Linked DNA regions of Homo sapiens: regions 1 and 2 are each linked to region 3. A link is an interaction called in ENCODE POLR2A ChIA-PET data of the cell type or tissue named here. Cell type or tissue: MCF 10A. All regions are shown on one strand.

What was found. ChIA-PET counts read pairs that join two places held together with the same protein. Peaks named below come from ENCODE experiments on the same cell type or tissue, not always from the same donor. Only the 100,000 strongest peaks of a DNase experiment are listed, where the experiment ranks them.
Region 1: POLR2A ChIA-PET joins it to region 3 with 30 read pairs; 18 of 35 experiments call an interaction of 5 or more read pairs at or near these places.
Region 2: POLR2A ChIA-PET joins it to region 3 with 19 read pairs; 16 of 35 experiments call an interaction of 5 or more read pairs at or near these places.

What each region holds. Positions count from the first base shown.
Region 1 is chr22:40,432,907-40,437,906 of GRCh38, forward strand. MRTFA (myocardin related transcription factor A) reads right to left here. Exons shown (of 15, transcript NM_020831.6): 5 at 2,593-2,648. Among named protein-coding and RNA genes, the nearest start is that of SGSM3, 65 kb to the left of the region's middle. RefSeq lists enhancers at 3,385-3,444, 3,705-3,834, 3,955-4,004, 4,075-4,124. In MCF 10A, a CTCF peak has its summit at 4,208 (motif pointing right); a DNase peak (open chromatin) is centred at 4,235.
Region 2 is chr22:40,509,889-40,514,888 of GRCh38, forward strand. All of the region lies in intron 3 of MRTFA (myocardin related transcription factor A), which reads right to left. Among named protein-coding and RNA genes, the nearest start is that of MRTFA-AS1, 9.4 kb to the right of the region's middle. RefSeq lists an enhancer at 697-1,241. In MCF 10A, no CTCF peak of the experiment used is centred here; DNase peaks (open chromatin) are centred at 1,923 and 2,763.
Region 3 is chr22:40,649,495-40,654,494 of GRCh38, forward strand. LOC124905122 (a long non-coding RNA gene) reads left to right here and starts at 2,354. Exons shown (of 2, transcript XR_007068108.1): 1 at 2,354-2,476; 2 at 3,185-5,000. RefSeq lists enhancers at 2,125-3,324, 2,806-2,905. In MCF 10A, no CTCF peak of the experiment used is centred here; DNase peaks (open chromatin) are centred at 2,327, 2,687 and 3,367.

The DNA.
Region 1 (5,000 bases), 220 kb before region 3:
GGAAGACTTATTCTCTAAGCCATCTGAAGCTCTGACCAGTGGCCATGACTGAGGTAGAATATAGTACTGATTAAGAAAATATATGGAGGAGCTTCTGGTTTGTTAAAGGCATGGAGGTGCTAGGAGGGTGACACACCCACCTGGAGAGAGCACAAAAGCTCCTCATCCCTTCCCACATACCTACACATCTCTTCCACCTGGCTGTTCCTGAGTTGTATCCTTTGTGACAAATAGTAAACATATTAATGATGTCAAATGGCTGAAACCTGACTACCTAGAGGCTACTCTGGACTGGTTTAGAGGGTATAAGGTCTCTGATGGAAAACCAGAGAACTTTCAGGGCCAAATTTAAAGATACGGATTTTGCAACTGATATCATTAAAGGCATTCATGACCACTGAAGCACATTTGTGTCGAAGAAAACTGAGGGAACAAAATCAGTTTGACAAGGTACAGTGGTAGATGCCTACACATCCCAGCTATTCAGGAGGTCAAAGGCAGAAGGATTGCTTAAGCCCAAGAGTTGGGATTCAGCCTGGGCAACATAGCAAAATCCCACCTCTAAAATTACAAAAAAAGGAAAACAAAGCAATCAGTTGTGTAAATACAACAGCATCTCAGAGCCCCTCAAGTGTGATCCTGACATAGCTGAAGCCATTGTGGATGCTTTCCCACCACCATGTATAGCTGCCTTATGTAGCACGCACAGATGTGAGCAGCTGGTTCCAACACCAGAAAAAGAAATGAAACTTCTCTTGAATACGAGCTGATATTGCTGTGTCTTATTCATCTGGAAGTATGAGATGCAAAAGTAGCAGCTTTTCAAAGCTTTAAGCTTTTAGAATTAAGTAAAGCAAATTCTGCTATAACCAATCCAATATATTCATGTTTCATATCTCAACTAAGATAATTTTTAGTACATGTGTAAATATGGAAGTAGTTATTGTAATGTGGAAGTCATTTGTGAATAGATGTGCATGGTAAGCAAATTGAACGTTATGGTTACCATGTGTTAGGAAATAAAATCATTTTGCTCAAAAAAAATCTAGAATCCACAAAGGTTTGACTCCCAGCTTTGCCACTTATTGGCTGGACAAGTGAGTTAACTTCTCTTAGCTGCATCTATAAAATGAGGATAATACCACCTAATTCATAAGAGTTGATGTGAGGATAAAAAAGAAACAGATACAACCTCTTACATAAAGGTGCTCAATAAAACAGTCTCTTCTAATCAGCTCTGCTGGTCCCTGCCTATTTGAGAAGCAGTCAAGTAAATGGTGCCCAGTCTTCTGACCGAATAGGCGCACAGGCAACGCCATCCTTTCCCCCAACACTGTACTCTCCAGTGCTCTCAGCAAACTAAACCACTGCTGCTTGTTACTCCTTTGGTTCCCAGGACCCATGACCTCATTCTTTCCACTTACTCTAAGAATTAATCATGATTTTCTGGGGAGAGGGGAATGAAAGAAAGTTTAAAAAAAAAAAAAAAAAGTCTTGGAGGTAAATATTTCTGAGACTCTAAAATAGCTGTGAGGCTGGGTGTGGTGGCTCATGCCTGTAATCCCAGGACTTTGGAAGGGCAAGGCAGGCAGATCACTTGAGGCCAAGAGTTTGAGACCAGGCTGGCCAACATGGTGAAACCCCATCTCTACTAAAAATACAAAAATTACCCAGGCGTGGTGGCGGGAGCCTGTAGGTCCAGTTACTTGGGAGGCTGAGGCAGGAGAATCGCTTGAATCTGGTAGGCGGAGGCTGCGGTGAACTGAGATCACGCCACTGCACTCCAGCCTGGGTGACAGAGTGAGACTCCGTCTCAAAAAATAAAGTAAAATAAAATAGCCGTGGGTCTTAAGGAGATGCAGCCCATGATCTGTCTAGGGGGATTATCTTCCCATGATTTTATGTGAAAGGAAAAAGTAAAGGGAGTGTGAGGGGGAAGCAAGTTCTGGTGACTTCCCCATCTCTACCCACACTGGGCAGCAGAATATTCCTCAGGGGCCCCTGGGGAACCGAAACAGAGTTGGGATGGGGACGCAAGTAAGGTGCTGTGGCAGAAAACTTGGGCTTGGAGTGTGGGCCAGTTTCTGCTTTCCACAAGAGTCAAGTGGATACCACCTACTCTGGGCAGATGGAGACCAAGAAGGTTTCCTGCCCCTTGGAATGCCCGTCCTGTGAGGTGTGGCCAGTGTAACCCCGGACTTGGGAAGCTTTTCCATTGGCTAATGTTTGTGTCCCAACATCTACAAAACGTTAAGTGGAATTAAAGATGGGGAAATACCAGTGGTCTCCAAAGCACTCCAAAATTCAGGCAAGGAGGATCGGGTGATCATTCCATATCCTTAAATGTACAAAAAGAGAAACCTCATTCCAATCATGTTCCATATAATCACCATGGGAGGTAAATGAGAGAAGGGATGAAGTAGGAGAAGCAGAGCTTTCCATTTAAAACCACAAGGCCAGGGCTGGCCCTAGAGTCTAGCAGGCTCTGGCCTCAGAGTTCTATGGAAAGCTCTAAATGGAAATATAACCAGCAATGCAATGAGCTCTGAAAATGCTCTTTGGGAGTTCTGAGGGGGAAAAAAGGTACCTTACCCTGGCCCGCTCCAAGCTCCTTCTCTGCTCATGAAATGCGGCTGGACTTTTCAAAGCTGTTGAGAGAAGAACCGTAAAGATTACCTTCAAGCGAAGCATCATGTCTAGTGCTACGATATTCAGTGGAGAAGGCATCTTAAATTCATGTTACTGGCTGGGCGTGGTGGCTCACGCCTGTAATCCCAACACTTTGGGAGGCTGAGGCAGGCAGATCACGAGGTCAGGAGATCGAGACCATCCTGGCTAACATGGTGAAACCCTGTCTCTACTAAAAATACAAAAAATTAGCCAGGCGTGGTGGTGGTGGGCGCCTGAAGTCCCAGCTACAAGGGAGGCTGAGGCAGGAGAATGGCGTGAACCTGGGAGGCAGAGCTTGCAGTAAGCCGAGATTGCGCCACTGCACTCTAGCCTGGGCAACAGAGCGAGAAACCGTCCCCCAAAAAAAAAAAAAAAAAATCACATTACTGTTAGTAGTACTATAAATATCAGTTGAAGTGAAGGCAATGACACCTGAGTAAGCATGTATCTTTATGGTTTAGCTACCCCATTCAAACAGTTTTGGTAGAAACCAAAATATGACTCCTAATGGGAACTGTCACTGCCTAAGCTTGGGCTATATAAAGTGCACCCATGGAATGTAACTTTAACAAACACCCTGGCCCATGACTGGACCGTCAGCCGCAAATCCCCCTTCAGCTAGGACTCCAAGAACGCCTGCTAGGCCTCACATTATTCTCAGGACACCTGCACACAGGAAGGGGCACAGATGCATGCCAAATTAACCTTACTTCCTCAACCTCACGAGGAATCATAAAGTGGCCAAACTGTTTCAATGGGACAGTTAAAACCAAAAAGATATATGTCCACTCGGCACTATTTCCTTCTTCACTGCACCTGTTATTTATAGTGCTGCTAAAATTAACTTGAATTTCATCTCTAAGGACTAAAAGAACCCCATGGCAATTGTATGTGAAGGAACACACACAACCGACAGCTGAGACGAAGGGCTCAGCTCTATTCTGGGGATACCACACAAAGACCACAAGTCTCGACTTCTGCAAACAACACTCAGGTGGCAAGACCAAACCAAGAGCCTCCAGAAAGGCTGCACCATGAATGGAAGGTCTGACTCCTTTTGTCAAAAACTTGGCTGTAAGGACAAATAGCAACTTAAGACACTCTGAGGATGAGAGGGAAAGGCCTGACTCACTTCAAGTAGGGAACAGAGGCAATAAGAGAGAAATTTATAAGACTGTGGTCAGTTTCACTTCTCCTGCCCTAGAATTTCCAAAGAGCTGTGAAACTGCGAGCAGAGATAACTTTTGCTAGGCTGCTGGCTGCGGTAGGAGTGCAGGGTTAAGGAGCTGCTAAAAGTAGCAAGAGAGCATAGATAGGACCCTATCCTGCCTGGGCCGTTGTGCTTCTTCCTCCTTCCTCTCCACCCCCAGCGGGGGGCTGGGCCTCAGCAACAGCAGTCCCAGAAGAAAGCTTCAATTGTCCCAGTGGTATTTATTTTTAAAAATTTTTTGTGAATCTTAAGATAAAAAAGAAACTACAGTCTTAAAAGTACTACTGAGATCCCATCTTCTAACAGAAGGGGGAGCTCTAGATTTAACAAATAACATCAAAGAAAAACCAGTACAAGTTACCTCCCCAACCTACCTGGGCACTATCCAGGATTCCCCACTTCTTACATGGGCAGGTCGTGGGCATTTCAGTGGGTAAATAGACACCCCCTGCACCTGCTTCTACTGTGTAACGCTAGCTCAACTCCAAACGTCCTGCTCTGCAGGAACCCGGGTGTGATGCATCACACGTAACCTTGGCTCTTGGAAAGCTTAGCACATGCATGAGACAGTAAGTACAAAGAATCAAGAGAAAACGGACACTGTCCACCCCACCCCAGCTTCCTTTTCTGCCTCATTTTTCTCCGCAGCACTCATCACTGTCTTGACAGTCTTTATATAAATACTACGTATCTGGCTGGGCATGGTGGCTCACGCCTGCAATCCCAGCACTTTGGGAAGCCGAGGTGGGCAGATCATGAGGTAAGGAGTTCGAGACGAGCCTGGCCAACATGGTGAAACCCCGTCTCTACTAAAAATACAAACATTTTTGTACAGGCATGGTAGAGGGTGCCTGTAATCCCAGCTACTCAGGAGACTGAGGCAGGAGAATCACTTGAACTCAGGAGGCAGAGGTTGCAGTGCGCCAAGATAGTGCCACTGCACTCCAGCCTGGGAGACAGAGCAAGACTCCGTCTCAAAAAAAAAAAAAAAAGGCGGAATACTACATACTTTTCTTGTTTACTCTCAGTCTCCCACGTTTACATTTACAACATGTCCCCATCAGAGCACAGCAAGGGTTTTGTCTATTTTTTTAGTCACTCACAGCATTCCCCAAGTGCC
Region 2 (5,000 bases), 140 kb before region 3:
CAGGCTCCCTCAGAGGGAGGAACAAGAAAAAAAAAAAAAATCAAAACGTATTCTTCCCACTGCAGTAAATCAAGAAACAGCAGCCAAGTACTTTAAAAAAAAAAAAAAAGTGAAGTTAATACTGTTTGCTCTGCCAAGGCCCCCAGTGGGAGTACAGAACCCAAATGAGAGCTGTGGGATGAGAGAAAAAGAATTGCAGAACCAGCAATCCAGTCAAATTGACAGATATGTCTCCAGATTCTCTAGATAGTCTCTGGAGTACCAATACAGTGTAAGGTCCCAGCCACTGTATAATTTACAATAACTAGGACAACTAAAGTAAAGTGATTGAATTAGTGGCTGGGGGTAAGGAATGGTGTCACACATTAAGCAAATCATGATTCAGGATTAAAATGTACATTAGGTGAGAGGCCGGGAAAACTAAAGGAAAGTACATTTAAGCAACTTCTCGGTGAAGGAATATATAAGGCTGATCACAAAGAAGGCAAGCTCATGTGAGGGGCTGGTAGGGTTCTTGAACCTCTGGCCACCTGCAGATAAATAATTGATTGAAATAAAACCCGAAATGTTCTCCAGAAACAGATTAATACAAAACAGAATTTTAGAGTTCAAAAGGTCCTAAATGCTTACAAGAAAATGCCAGTGATGAAAATATCATGTGTACAGTGCTTTACTTCTCAAAGTGCTTTCACTGAATCATTAAATAAAAATTATTATGTACCTGCTATGTGTTAGGAACTGGCAATACAGAAATTGGATACCACCCCTGCTTTAAAGGGGCCATACTTCTAACAATGAGACCTGCTAGGAATGAAAATGCAGCAAACAATCAGTCTTTGGTGGTATGCAGTAAACATAAGGAGAGCACAGCAGAAGGGGCACCGAAGTTTCTGGGGGAATCAAAGACAGCACACATCTCAGAAGAGACAGCCCTTGAAGTGAGGCCAGAAGGCTGGCAAGCAGAAAGACTAACGGTTATATGCAAAGGAATATATGTGCTTTTTTTAAAAAAAGCACGAAGTGTTCTGGGAACCAAAAGCTGGTCAGTACTGCTGGGGACTGTGAGTTTGGAAGTGATATGAGATAACCACATAGTCAGAGACCAGACAAATAAAATAGCTTAAGTTTTACCCCACAAGAAATGGAAGAATTCTGAGCAGGAGAAAGAAAATGATTAGAATTGGTAGTTAGCGAAAGTATCTTGGCAGCTGAATGGACAGATTGGAGGAGAGTTGAACTATAGCCAGGGAGCCCAATAACAAGTCCCCTGAAACCACAGAGAAAAATGCTGACAATATGATATAGGGCAGAGAGACAAAATATAAGAAGTCAAGGTAGAGGTAAAATCTAGAGAACTCACAAGTCAAATAGATATGACAAGTACAACAAGAAAGGAGGAATTGAGACTGACTCCTAATTTTCTGGCTAGGGCAACTGGCACTATAAATTAGGGAATGCAGGTTGGGAGTAGTCACTGAGAATGGCGATATCAGTTTTAAGTGCACACTAGTCATTTAGATGTCCAGGTGGGAAGAATTAGTGGATTAACTGAATCTAGAACTCAGTAAACAGGTCAGGGATATAGATACATATACACGTATCACATGTGAATACCTTTCCTATTTGGAGGAAATTCTAAGACGGGGAAAGGCAGTCACCTTTTCCCACTACAGGAACTGACAGTAACAGAAATTCCCTCTCTCTGTTCCCTGGCATCTAGTTCACAAATATATAACCCAAGTCAATCAGATCCTCCTATGTAGATCTTTGAATATTGAAAGAATAACACAAAGGTGGAAAATATAATCAGAAATTATTCATGGCACTGTGGCAAGTGCCTACTGGTGGCAGTGCCAGTAGTAACAGATGTTCATGGGAGACCAGGCCAGCAGCAGTGGCAGAGAAGGTCCAGCAAGCAGTGCTAGAGAGAGTCCTCAGCCAACTGATCCCATTACATGGTCTTTACTATGTCTTGCCTCACTCAGTTTCTGCTCATTTTCTGAACTGTGTTATCCAGCCTTCCTTTTAAGGCTGTGCACTATCCAATACTTTTCCAATATATTTATTTTATGCTTAGGTGAACCAAGATTATGTGAAAAATCCTGAGTAGTACAGAACGAGGAGGGAACATAGAACAGGTGAGATGAGGCCTAGAATGGGCCCACTATATAGGGTGACTAGTAGGTCACTATGAAATTAGTTCATATGTGTCATCTCCTTCCATCCTTACGGTCCCTTGTGAGGAAAATAAGGCCAAGTACCATATCTTTATTTTAGGATAAATAAACTGAGGCTAAAAGAGATTAAGATCATACAGTTCTTTTTGCTATCCAAGAGTGTCCTCAAAAAAGTTGTTTTACAGGTGCTCATCAAAAGGAGATGTTAAATGAGCAATACTAATTCTTACAGCAAATGTCAATGGACACAGATGATAACCACACATGGGTCCCAATGCTGGTCTTCCAGCTTCTTCAATTTTGGTAATATAAAGAAGATCCTAACAGAAGCATTAAATTCCTTATAGACAATCACCTAGAAACATACCTAATGAGGATCCTTGCCATCATCCTTCCACTCAGGGTACCTTGGTTACTACTGAAAGAATACATCATAAGCTAAAGGGATTCCTCAAGTGGAAGAAAGGATCATCTATCCCTAACCATGAGAACCACTGTGGGAATGAGAGGTTGAGAGCTTTCGAAAGATGATTATTTCTCAACTTCATTCCTTTGGGATATGTCACAGCCAGTAAGGGAGAAATTGGAAAAAGCAGCTTTCACAAGCTGCCAAATCCATGTCCTAGTCCCAAGGGATAATTAGCCAGTGAGGTTTTGTGGAGCTGATGTAATGTTGGCAGAGGCTAATGTTTTATGGTTGAACATGTAGCCTCTTGAGTTTTAGCTACAGGGCTAAAAGGATGACATCCTGAAAAGCTAAGAAATTCATACCCATAACACCACCACTTCGCAATGTGCATCTTAAAAGTAATTTGTAAACTTTAACTGATCCATCTTTATCATGATTAGTTATGAACATTTGTTAAACTATAAATTCTCTAAATTTTATTTTATGTAACTATTTTGCTATGAAAAGAAATTTCTAGGTAACACAGACAATTTAGAAAGCTTAAAGTAACAAAATAATTAGAAGAAAGGAAAGTTTTACAAGGAGTGAGTCTGTTTGTGGCACTTTCATCCCACTACCACCACACCAAGTTTAAAGCCATCTGATGAGCTTATGAAAACAATTTTTGAAACTGAGTAGTCTAAGCCAAAAGTGTTCAGGAGTACCAAATCTCTCACAAAAAGTGTCAATCTTAGAAACCTTAGAAGTATTCTGAGATGCAGGAGGTAAGAATTAACGGACAAGAAGCAGAAATATTAAAACACTAACACTCTTGGTTTGAGTTTGAGCTGTTAAACTTCTTGCAGGCCTGGCACGGTGGCTCACGCCTGTAATCCCACCACTTTAGGAGGCCAAGGCGGGTGGATGACCTGAGATCAGGAGTTCGAGACCAGCCTGGCCAACATGGTGAAACCCCATCTCTACTAAAAATACAAAAATTAGCTGGGCATGGTGGTGTGTGCCTGTAATCCCAGCTATTTGGGAGGCTAAGGCAGGAGAATCACTTAAACCCAGGAGGCAGAGGTTGCAGTGAGCCAAGATCACACCATTGCACTGCAGCCTGGGCAACAAGAGCGAAGACTCCATCTCAAAAAAAAAAAAAAAAGAAAAAGAAAAGGAAAAGACAAAATGCTTGCCATTTAAAAAAAAAAATGAGTCCTTTGACTTAAATATGCCACAATGATCTCCAAATCCTGAACAAAACTAAGTACATTAATAAAAAAATAAAATCACTAATCAGTAAGGCAAAATATGTAGTGCTTTTAAATATGTGCTAGCTCCTTAATAAGAGACAACTTTTGGGCTGGGCGTGATGGCTCACATTTGTAATCCTAGCATTTTTGGGAGGCTGAGGCAGAAGAATCACTTGAGCCAGGAGTTTGAGACCAGCCTGGGCAACATAGTGAGAGCCTGTCTCTAGTTAAAGTAATAATTTTTTTTTTTTAAGTTAAAAAGAGGCCGGGCACGGTGGCTCACACCTGTAATCCCAACACTTTGGGAGGCCGAGGCAGGCAGATCACCTGAGTGAGGTGAAGAGATAGAGAACAGACTGGCTAATACGGCAAAACCCAATCTCTACTAAAAAATACAAAAAAATTAGCCAGACATGGTGGCATGTACCTGCAGTCCCATGTACTCGGGAGGCTGAGGCAAGAGAATCGCTTGAACCCAGGTTGGCAGTGAGCCAAGATCACGCCACTGCACTCCAGCCTGGGCAACAGAGCAAGATCCCATCTCTACAAATAAATACATAATTAAATAAATAAATAAATAATAAAAGTTAAAAAGAGAAACCTCTGATTCAACTCTGGGGAGAGGTGTATCCATTCAGGAATGTGGATATGAAAACTGTGGTTTATATATCTTTATAATTTCCTAAGAATTGAGAATCATGTTTCTTAAAATGAATGGTGGGGAGGGGGGAGTTACAGATGGCCAAAAACAAAAATGTCCCTCCTACATTTTTTTTTTTTTTTTTTGAGTCAGAGTCTCACTCTGTCGCCCAGGCTGGAGTGCGATGGCATGAACTTGGTGCACTGCAAGCTCCACCTCCCGGGTTCAAGCAATTCTCTGCCTCAGCCTCCTGAGTGGCTGGGATTATAGATGCAAGCCACCATGCCCGGGTAATTTTTGTATGTTTTTTTTTAGTGGAGACAGGGTTTCACCATGTTAGCCAGGCTGGTCTCAAACTCCTGACCTCAAGTGATCCACCCGCTTCGGCCTCCCAAAGTGCTGAGATTACAGATGTGAGCCACCACGCCCAGCCCTTCCTACCTCTTACAAAGGAACGGTTTGTACATGCTCTTCAGGGAAACATTTCTTTGGAGAAATAGTTGGGTTGAAGGACCTGGACACAGAATGAAATGGTTTCTCCT
Region 3 (5,000 bases):
ACGATCTCTACAAAAAATTTAAAAATTAGCCGAGCACGGTGGCACGCACCTGTGGTCCTAGGTACTTGGGTAGCTGAGGTGAGAGGATCACCTGAGCCTGGGAAGCAGAGGCTGCAGTGAGCTGAGACTGCTCCATTGCACTCCAGCCTGGATGACAGAGTGAGACCATGTCTCAAAAAAAAAAAAAAAAAATCCTTGATAAACCCACTTTGGGGAGGAGTTGAGCCCCCCTCCCCCCCAATTATTTAATAATAAATAAATAAATAAATAAATAAAATACCTAGAGAAGGAAAAACTACAACCCAAGGCATGACCTACTGGCACTACTCAAACAGTAGACATAAAGATTTATGGGGAGCAGGGGATCTCTCTTTAGGCCCAAGCTAGTGAACTGAAACAGTGTGACAGCAAATATCATTGAAGGCCAGGCCATTGTAACCACTTGATTCTACCTCCGCTCAGCCAGTCTAGGCCAGAGTGCTTAGGAGCAGAGCAGGGATGTACAGATGTCCCCAGTTCTCCACTCCTCTTGACCAGTAGGAACCCAGTATGGATGAGATGTAATGATTAGGTCCATAATGTTCAAAGTCAGCTTGTGACTTTGAGCAAGGGATTTTTTTTTTTTTTTTTTTTTTGAGGCAGAGTCTCACTTCTCACTCTGTTGCCCAGGCTGGAGTGCAGTGGTGCCATCTCTGATCGCTGGAACCTCTGCTTCCAGGGTTCAAGCAAGTCTCATGCTTCAGCCTCCTGAGTAGCTGGGATTACAGGTGTGTGCCACCATGCCTTGCTAATTTTTGTATTTTTACAGACGGCATTTCACCATGTTGGCCAGGCTGGTCTCGAACTCCTGACCTCAGGTGATCCACCCACCTCAGCCTCCCAAAGTGCTGGGATTACAGGAGTGAGCCACTGCGCCCAGTGCAGGTGACTTTAAGGGCACTTTTGCAAAATGCGAGTGATAATGCATTCTGATGGTTATAGATTAAGGTTAAGTAATTTAGCTGAGCTCAAACAGGCAGTAAATGGTAGAGCTGTGATTGGAACACAGACCATCCAGTGCCATAGTCCAGCCTCTTAGCTACAATGCCCTGCTTAGTTGTGGCTGGTCAGCTCTCTGTGGGTCCAGCAAGGGCTGTCACCCAGGCTGGAGTGCAGTGTTGCAATCTCGGCTCACTGCAAGCTCCGCTTCCCGGGTTCACACCACTCTTCCGCCCCAGCCTCCCAAGTAGCTGGGACTACAGGCGCCCGCCACCACGCCCGGCCAATTTTTTGTATTTTTAGTAGAGACGGGGTTTCACCGTGTTAGCCAGGATGGTCTCGATCTCCTGACCTCGTGATCCGCCCGCCTCGGCCTCCCAAAGTGCTGGGATTACAAGCGTGAGCCACCGCGCCCGGCCAACAGTGCAGTGTCTTAACGGTAGCTCTGCACAAAGTCACAAATTAGTCACAGTAACTTGTTACTTTGTATTCCTCTCACCTGTTTTGTGAGATTCCACAATTTCTCCTGCCTTCAGTTGCATTGCTTGGTGTATGATACATAGTCAATCTTTTTATCCATATCTCAGGAGCAAAATGTAACACAAATTCTACTTGTGGGTATCTTCCTGTATTCGGTTTTACAAAGCACTTGCATGTTGCCTTGTCAGGAAAGAGCAGTTGTTTCTCCAAAGAGAAAAGTTGTTTCACTAATATTAAGCTCATTCCCTATAGCTCAGTGTCCTTGCCTTTCTCTCTACATAATCACTTTTTATCCAAATGCTGAGTCACTATATAATTTTTTGAAGACATTTTAAATAGCCCTCAATTCAGTACACGCAGCACCAACACTGCACCTAACTCAGCTGAAGTTAAGACAATATGAACAGCTATGTTTAATTTATCAAATTTGCAAGCAATGATGATTCCATTAAAATGAAAAAAAATCATGTTTTAGGATTAGTTAAATGTGGTAGCAAATGCTGGTACTGATTAGAATTCTTACAACTGCAAGTGACAGGAAACAGACTAACTTAAGCAAAAGGACTGCATTAAGCCAGGAAATTCCAAAAGTCCCTGTAGTATAACAGTTTCAGGTATGGCTGGATTCAGGACTCCAGAATATAACCAGGACTCAGTTTCCTGCCATTTCTCTTTCTTTTCCGCAGGGTTGGTGTCAGTGGCAGGTTTCACATGCTGGCAAGCTGGAGCCAGCAGCTCCAGCTCCAGCTCTAGCACCCCTGGAGTTTTGAGTCCAGTGAAAAAAACGATGAGAGGCTTTGTCCCAGATATTTTAGCCTGAGTCTCAATGCCTCTCATTGGCTCCAACAGATCACATGCCCAGCCCTGAGCCAATCAACATGGCCACATCCGGGTCAGTTACTACTGCCTCCGCCCCATGCTGTGGAGCCCGGCTGGAAGCCCGGGGGTTGTTGGGTCTTCACCCGGGAAATGGGGAGAGAGACTGCGGGGCAGCTGGCACCACATACGTGCCTTACAGGTGGGGTGTGGGGACTTAGGAGGGCTTAGCACCCAGAGCATTAGCCCAGGGCCTGGCCCCTGGTGGCTTCTCCCGGCCGCTGGCTGCTTGGCAGGGCTGGAGGGGAGGAGACCCACAGTTTCGGGCTTGAGTCACCTCCCTCCTGGCCAGGCTTCGGCGGCACTGACTCAGCGCCTGCGTGAGCTGGATGCTGCCTGGAAAGCTAATCAGCCTCTGAGGCGAGTCATGCCTCCTGTGACGTGGGCTTGTGCTGTGAGTGGGCGGGAATGAATGAAGAAGCGTGGGCTCACCATGGTTCCTAGAGTGTTGATGAAGTGACGGGAGAGGGAGGCGGAAGTCAAGAGCAGCCCTTGGAAAAGGCTGCCAGCCCAGGCTGTGATGCTGTCTGCGGGCCCGTGCAGCCTGGTCCCGGGGTGGGCTCTCTGCACGCGGGCCCGTGCAGCCTGTTCCCGGGATGGGGCACACAGCTGCCACCTCCCCACACCCCAGCACCGGGGAGCGCCCCAGGGCTCCGCTGTGGCCTGCCCTGCGGCTGGCAGGCCATCCTCCGGTTCGTCCCTGTGTTTCAAACCTAAGTTCCATGAGGCAGGACGGGGTTGGTGGGGTCGGGCAGGAGGGCCGGGGATTGGAAGGTTGGCCAGCTCTACCTCCTGCCCTTCCCACCGCACCCCAAACTTAGCCTTGACAAACGGATCTCTGCCCTTCTAGGGGAGAGGAGAGGAGAAGAAATGGTGGTAGAGAAAGAAAGGCAAGGGGAGCTGTGCAGAACCACCCGGAAGCTTGAGAGTTCAACGCGGAGAACCTGCTCTGTGCCAGGCCCCCACCTGGGAGGTGTGGGCAACCTTCCTGCCTTCCGGGTGCTCAGAGTCTAGTCTGGAGACAATAAGAAAAATGGTTAATCACCATGGAATGTGCTAGCGCCTTAGCCCGAAGCAGGGGTCTGGTTATTGAGGTTTGTTGAAGGAAGATGCCTGTAAGGGCTGGGTGCGGTGGCTCACGCCTGTAATCCCAGCACTTTGGGAGACCAAGGTGGGCGGATCACCTGAGGTCAGGTGTTCGAGATCAGCTTGGTCAACATGGTGAAACCCTGCCTCTTCTAAAAATGCAAAAATTAGCCAGGCGTGGCAGTAGGTGCCTGTAATCCCAGCTACTCGGGAGGCTGAGGGAGGAGAAGCACTTGAACCCGGGAGGCAGAGGTTGCAATGAGCTGAGATTGGCCACTGCACTCCAGCCTGGGTGACAAGAGCAAAACTCCCCCTCAAAAAAAGAAAAGAGGGGGAGGGCAGGGGAGAAGGGGGAAGGGGGAAGGAAAGCAGGTATTGAAGGAGAAATTGCTGAGCTGGGCTCAGGTCTAGCCTTGGCCTGGGTTAGAGGAGTGGGCTCCAAGCAGAGTGGCCCCCTTAGAGGCAAAGAGAATGGCCTTGTCTGCCTCCTTTCAGGCTTTGGATGGGGCTGATAGGTGAGGTGGTGGGTGCTTGTCAGCCAAGGGCCCCTCCACATAAGGGGACAGGTGGGGGGCAGCTGCGAGTCTGTAGACCCAAGACTTGCAGCAGCTGGAGGACCGGTGAGCAGCCTGGTAAAGCGACCTGGGGAGGCACCAGCAGCATCTGCTGCAGTATGGCCACACTAGCTGTTTGATGGAGGACAGGGTAGGGAGCAGAGAGTAGGGAGCCGAGGGCAGGGAGCTTCCAGAAGGTCATTCTGCTGCATTGTGAAGAACAGCTGAGGAGGCGGCCAAGAGAAGAAAGGTCCGAGGGGGGCCGGGCGCAGTGGCTCACGCCTGTAATCCCAGCACTTTGGGAGGCCGAGGCGGGTGGATCATGAGGTCAGGAGTTTGAGACCAGCCTGGACAACATGGTGAAACCCCGTCTCTCCTAAAAATATAAAAATTAGCTGGGGCATGGTGGTGCGTGCCTGTAGTCCCAGCTACTCGGGAGGCTGAGGCAGGAGAATTGCTTGAACCCAGGAGGCAGAGGTTGCAGTGAGCCAAGATTGTACCACTGCACTCCCGCCTGCACGACAGCATGAGACTCTGTCTTAAAAAAAAAAAAAAATGGCCCGAGGGGTCGACATGTGCAGAAGTTACAGGAGCACACAGCCCTTTCTGGAAACCCTAAGATGTTTAAGGGTAACACGGGGTATGGGGGGAAGCAGGAGGTGGTGGTGAGAGAAGAGGCCTGACCCTGAAGGGTCACGTGTGCTCAACAAAAACAGGAGTTCTAAAAGAACCGGATTTTCCTTTCACCCCACCTCAGTTTTTTCTGCAAACAGTTGTGCGTGAAATCAGGACCCAGATGCTGCAGAACTGAAGTGGGAAGGGACTGACCACCACTGGGCAAAAGGCCGAAGAGGGTAGGCCACAGAGGGGCTGTCTCTAAGGGCTAAAAATACAAGGGTTGAGACCAACTGAAGTGTGGCGATTTCCTTGACGTTGGCATTTTGGTTTTGTTTTCCTTTTTTTAAGATAAGAGTTATATAGTAACTCAGAGCTCAGTAACATCAGCATTTTGGAAGTAGGATAGGA